Linked DNA regions of Mus musculus: region 1 is linked to region 2. A link is a loop called in an ENCODE intact Hi-C map of the cell type or tissue named here. Cell type or tissue: gastrocnemius. All regions are shown on one strand. Links, peaks and the distances in the headings refer to the core of each region. The heading gives the core; the rest is flanking DNA.

Region 1 (2,921 bases), core at 159-2,658, 200 kb after region 2:
GAAGATCTGCCTGCTTTTGTCTCTAACCCTGAATGTTGGGATTAAAGATTTGTTCCACCAGCCATATATATATATATATATATATATATATATATATATGTATGTATGTATGTATGTATGTATGTATGTATGTATGTATGTATGTGTGTTGTTTTTTGAGACAAGGTTTCTCTGTATAGTATAGCCCTGGCTGTCCTGGAACTCACTCTGTAGACCAGGCTGGCCTTGAACTCAGAAATCCACCTGCCTCTGCCTCCCGAGTGCTGGGATTAAAGGCGTGCCCCACCACTGTCCAGCGGTTTTTTTGTTTTTGTTTTTTTCCAGTAAGGGTTTTTCTGTCTAGCCCTGGCTATCCTGGAAGTCACTGTGTAGACCAGGCTGGTGTCAAACTCAGCTCCCAGCTCAGATAAGATACTATTAGTACTGAAGTGTTGAAAGCTAGATGAGGGAGGGCATAGTGGAGCACAGTCCTCATGCCATCAGGCAGGCAGGCAGGCAGGCAGGCAGCATTGGAGCTTGAGGACAGTCTGATCCACGGCGAGACCTGGCCTCAAAAGAAAGAAACTAACAAGCGAATACTGTTGATTTGCATGCAGGTCTAGAGAAGGAAGTCTGGAAATAGTCTGATATTATGTCTTTTGTCCACCACCTTTAGAATGAATGAGATGACTGTGCTTTTCTGACTGGGCAACTGATCGTTATCCCTGACTTTAGTTTCTCAAAGGGCCCTGAGGGCATAAGTGGGCTACTTCAGCAGGTGTCGCTTGAAAGCATTGGCCTGGAATGATGGTCATGCTATATTTATTATCTATGAAAGGTTGTAGAGTTAATATTAGTGTACCATAAGTGTATGTATGTATGTATTAGTTAGTTTTTCATATTGCTGTGATACATTTTCTGAAAGAAGCAGCATAAAGGAGAGCAAGGTTGATTTTGGTTTACAGTTTAATGGAGAAATACAATGTATTATAGCAGAAAGACTGCCCATCATGTCAGACAAGCATGGCGTCTGTGACTCCGTAGTCCTAGAAATGTGTGGCTGGAACTTGTCTGTTCTTCACATCTCAAAGGAACAGGAAGCAGAAACAAGGCAGAAGTCCGCAGGGGTATAAAAATCTCAAGCCCCATCCCTAGTGGTCTGTATCTATCCTCCAGGGAGGTGCTGCCTCCTAAAGGTTCCACCACCCCTCTTGATAGTATCAGGCACATGAACCTGTGGAGGACATTTTATATTCTAGCCAGAACACTGTATGTAATTTCCATTAGACGACACTGTAAAAATATATCTAATTTAATGTCATCTCAGAGACATAATCTTCATGGTAGAATTGAATCAACTTTACTTGTATAACCATGTTGTTTTAGTATAATGTAGTTCTTGCAATTTTAAAAAGCGTTTGAAGTTAGAAAAAAAAACAATCTATAATGATAGAAAGTCAGTTACTAAGGTTTCTTGTGGTAATGAACATGAAAGACCTCCATCTTGAACTGAGTGTGGGGTCAAATCACTTGGTTATGTGCTTATAATTTGTACAGTTCTGTGACTCTGCCAATTAACAGTTTAAAAATTGCAGCACAACAATAGACTAGAAATAATTTATATTCTAAAATATTTTCTTAAACCATGTAATATGTACAGACAAGGGAAGAAATGACAATTTTCACAATTGCGTAATATAAGTACACTTGTACATAAAACATTACAGTAGCAGCAGATACTAGGAAAGTGGGCTAAATCCAGTCCTATAGCACTATTTGTTATAACAGCAGTGATGTCCAGAGGAAAGTGGAGTTGTTGGATGCTTTGTTGTTGTTGTTCATTTTGTAAAAACACTTGATTTGTTTGCCCGGTTTAGGGAGACAGTAGACGATGTTAAGCAAAGTCGTGTTAGAGATATGAAGCACAAAACCGTGAAGGAAAGCAGGGGAAAACAATTTTGAAAAATGAAGGAGAGGGCAAGGTCAAATAGAGGATTGTAAGAAGATGAGGGGAGAGAAATAACCTGCTAGAAAGGGCTCTTTCTAGCTGAGACTGCTAAACCATTGTATAGTAGAGTTGATTAACAATCCTCTCCTTCACCAAGCCTCTCGGGTTTCGTTATTAAAAATAATTTTACAGTCAATCCTTGACTTTATTAGTTTTGTTCAAGAAGTTAGTTTTAATGAAGCTGTCATTAACACAGTAACCTCCCGTTGCCGAATCAGATACAGCTCACACTTTATTCCCAGCCTCTACCGATTACACATCGCCCTTCTCAGTAATGTGTTAGTCAGGGCAAATGATACACACCTATGTTTAAGAGTCCAGTGGGGCGGGGGGAGTACTTTAACAGAATTCCACACTATCCTACTGTAATTTACCTGATTTTTCTTGTTTATCCTTCATTCTACAGCCCTTTGTGTAAGGCAGTTATTTCGTGATGGAATTTATTTCACTTACTGAGTTTGTAAGTTGAAGTTTATGAGAGGGTGAAATTTTTTCCATTGAAGTTCTACAAAGGTTGCATTTAATGTTTTTAAGATGTGGTTCAGACTGCAACGTGCCTCAAAAATTTATTTGAACGACTAATATAGCTTTGTATATTAAATTGAAGTGCAACTGTTTTTATTTTCACTATTGAGCTGTCAGAGGGAGTTTTCCCCCATTCCGAAAGTCGTCGTAGTTATTCCTGTACGCTCATTTAAAATAATAATCCGAATCAGATTTCGACCGGGGCTTTGCAGGGGCTTGCAAAGAGCAGCCTTCGTGTAAGCAGCCTGGCTGCAAGAGTTGGGTTGGTCTGCGTGTGCTCCGTGGCACTAGGACCCAGGGGGCTCCCGTGAGCGGATCTTGGGGCCAGATTGCAAATTCGCGGTGACTCAGTCTGGTCAGCTCCTGGCGCTCGAGGCGGCCGCGGAGCACAGCACAGACACGGCGGACG
Region 2 (2,921 bases), core at 203-2,702:
GAGTTCCTGTCCTGACTTCCTGAATGATTAGCAGTGATGTGGAAGCCTAAGCTGGGCAAACCCTCTCCTCCCCAAATTGCCTTTGGTCACAGTGTTTCATCACAGAAGTCGTAACCCTGACAAGGACACCATACCAAGCCTAAGTGAATCCTACTTTATAAAAGCATGTTTCAAATGTTAAAGCTCTTGGCATGCAAATAAAAATAAAATAAAATAAAATAAAATAAAATAAAATAAAATAAAATAAAATAAAGCAACTTAACAATTGTTGAATGTTTAGTTCACAAGTACTCATTGTATGGCTTATGCATTTATTTATTATCTGGGACTGGGAGTAGAAGCCAAAATTTACACGTGCTAGACAATTCTCTACCATTGAGCTTCAACCCCAAATAGGATACATTTTCCAATGCTTTTTGTGCTATGTTATCATAGTCTTTGAGGTGGGTGCTTCATGTCAAATTCCAACATGGAAAGCTAACCAAGAGTCCTCTCCTAGAGTTGACCCAGACAGAGCCCCTGCTTAAAAAGGTAGACGTGATTAAACATTAGAACATAGCCTTCCTGACTTTTCCTATATTCACCTTTTATATGGAATAAAAAAATACCATTTATACACTGCTGCACATTGTGATCTGTTTATTTAATCACCCACACTCATATTTCTTTATTTTAAAGATAGTGTCTCAGTCTGTTGCCAAAGCTGACCACAAACTCATGGCAATCCTCCTGCTTCAGACTCCCAAGTACTGATTCATAGACTGGCCCATCTGACCCCACCGTCAATGCCTGGCATGGCCATTCATCTGCACAAACATTGTGCATTGGCTCTACGTCTCGATGTTCGTAAGCTTTCTGCACTATGTACCTGTTTATTTAATCAGCCTCCTCCTGCTGAGCGGTTGGTTAGGCATTCACAAACTATCATCATCCCAAAATGTAACAATTAACAGCCTTGTGCTTGGTTGAATCATTTGAAATGACCACACTTTTATACATCGAATAAAAATAAAAGTGAACATGTGGGCTTCGTGGTATACACGCTCTGGGATGTGCATTTCTTGAAGTAGGGTTACTGCTCTAAGGATATTCAAAAAAAAAATCTCAAGGGTTATTAATATCTCATTCTCCTAAAGAATACAGGTTTACCCTGCACTCGGTGGTGCATGCCCTACACAGGAAAAAAAAAGCGTTCATCCTTCTGAATCTATTAGAAAAATCATCCCTCAGAGGTTAGCGTTCTTCCTTTCATTGTTAGTGGGGATGCTCAACATCTTTCTGTATGCAGGCTGCATTCCTCCACCACCCTCCAATTTCTACCTGCACAACAGACAGACAGACAGACACGTACATAGATACATAAATGAAAAAAAAATAAAATCTGGTTTCAAAAGACCTGTATTGAAAGCTCCCTTTACAGGAGATAGAAATGGGCTATTTTCCTGCCTTCAGATTTCTGATACTGGACACACAGACAGGTTGTGTCTGCTCGCAGTGAGCTTCGTTGACTTTAATCTTCTGCTTTCTGAATGTTACTTGGTTGGGAAATCCGGCTTGCCTCAGCGAGGAAAGGCATTCTCTCACCTACAGGTCCTGCACAAGGCTGCCTCTGTGCAAACGTGTTGCCTGGCTACCAGCAGGGGGCCCGGCAGCTCTGTAGGCTTCCTGACTGCCTCCATTTTCTCTCCTCCTAAACAAGGCTGTCTCTCCAGCACAGAGAGGTAATTGCTGGCTTCTGCTTAGACAGACTAGCTTAGCGAATTAAAGTCGTCTGGCTTCCACCACAGCAATTAGTATGCAAATTACCGGTATATTACCTGCCTAGTCATAAATTACATTGACAAACTTAATATTCACAGATGCAACATACCAGTGTGGATCATTTTTCTGGTTTCCAGTGGTAGCAGAGCAGAGCGATTCATCACCTTATTGAACCGTAACACATTAAATCAACAGTTGAGAAATTAAGCATTTTTCAAAGCATTTTGTTATGCACTTATTTCTTTCAGCGGGCAATGAAGCAGAGCATTAAATATGTGGTGTGTCTCCATAGACTAAATGGCCAGCGGATACATTTAAGCCTAAAATAGTTCTTTTGTAACAACAACCAAAAAAAAAAAAAAAAAAAAAAATCCACAGCAAAGGAAAATCTATGAAGTAACACAATCTATTGAGTCCTCTTTAATGTCATTAGAACCAAATACTCTCTTTTCTAGTTCAGTTCCCAGAACCGTGAAAAACCACTAATCCCAATATAGAGTTGATGCGAACACTGTTCACTAATGGGAAATGTCTAAGCCCAAGGATTTGAGCTGCATAGGCTGACAGTAAATCTTTATGGTAAAGCGGTGTATGTTGGTTAGCTCACTAAATTAATTGCACCTAACTATGTGGGCTTTGCCAGTTTTAACTAAATACACTTTTGAGTCTTTTTACTGAACAGGGGGTGGGGGTGAGTTCAAATCGAGAGAGACAAGTTCAAGTCTGTTCATGACTATAGTATCGATCTTCTTCCATTATCCGAGAGATAAGCTGCATTCTTCGTCAGGTCAGTGACGTGACCCCTGAGCTCGGACAGACTCAGCACTGGCCCCAGGCAGATAGTTTCTGTCAGTGTGCCAGACGCTCTCCAAGTGTTTTGTCTGCAAAGGCCTCCAAGGAGCTCGGGAGAGTCCAAAATTCTTCCCTCCCAGGCCTGCCTGCACACTCCCACAAAATAGAACGGCCTTTGCTTTCAGATTGTGACACTGCTATGCAAGTGATCAAAGGACATGTCTGTTAATCATTTAAGCAAGGAAATCCGAGAAAGTTCACTAGAGATGGCTCACAAGAATACCCCGAGAGAGACTCAACTTCAGAGGTGCAGATAGAGCTAACCACAAATCGACCACAGGGCTCATGTCTTAGGCGGGCTATTTGAC

The links. Hi-C counts contacts between places; a loop is a spot of excess contacts. Peaks named below come from ENCODE experiments on the same cell type or tissue, not always from the same donor. Only the 100,000 strongest peaks of a DNase experiment are listed, where the experiment ranks them.
Region 1: it touches region 2 in a loop (2.7-fold over the local background); 3 of 42 quality-filtered maps call a loop at or near these places.

Annotation. Positions count from the first base shown.
Region 1 is chr13:98,890,965-98,893,885 of GRCm38, reverse strand. All of the region lies in intron 1 of Tnpo1 (transportin 1), which reads left to right. Among named protein-coding and RNA genes, the nearest start is that of Gm52051, 32 kb to the left of the region's middle. In gastrocnemius, for the core only: a CTCF peak has its summit at 1,160; no DNase peak of the experiment used is centred there; H3K4me3 peaks cover 873 bases; H3K27ac peaks cover 2,174 bases.
Region 2 is chr13:99,092,237-99,095,157 of GRCm38, reverse strand. No RefSeq gene overlaps it. Among named protein-coding and RNA genes, the nearest start is that of 2310020H05Rik, 5.8 kb to the right of the region's middle. In gastrocnemius, for the core only: a CTCF peak has its summit at 1,641 (motif pointing right); DNase peaks (open chromatin) are centred at 1,640 and 2,617; H3K27ac peaks cover 998 bases.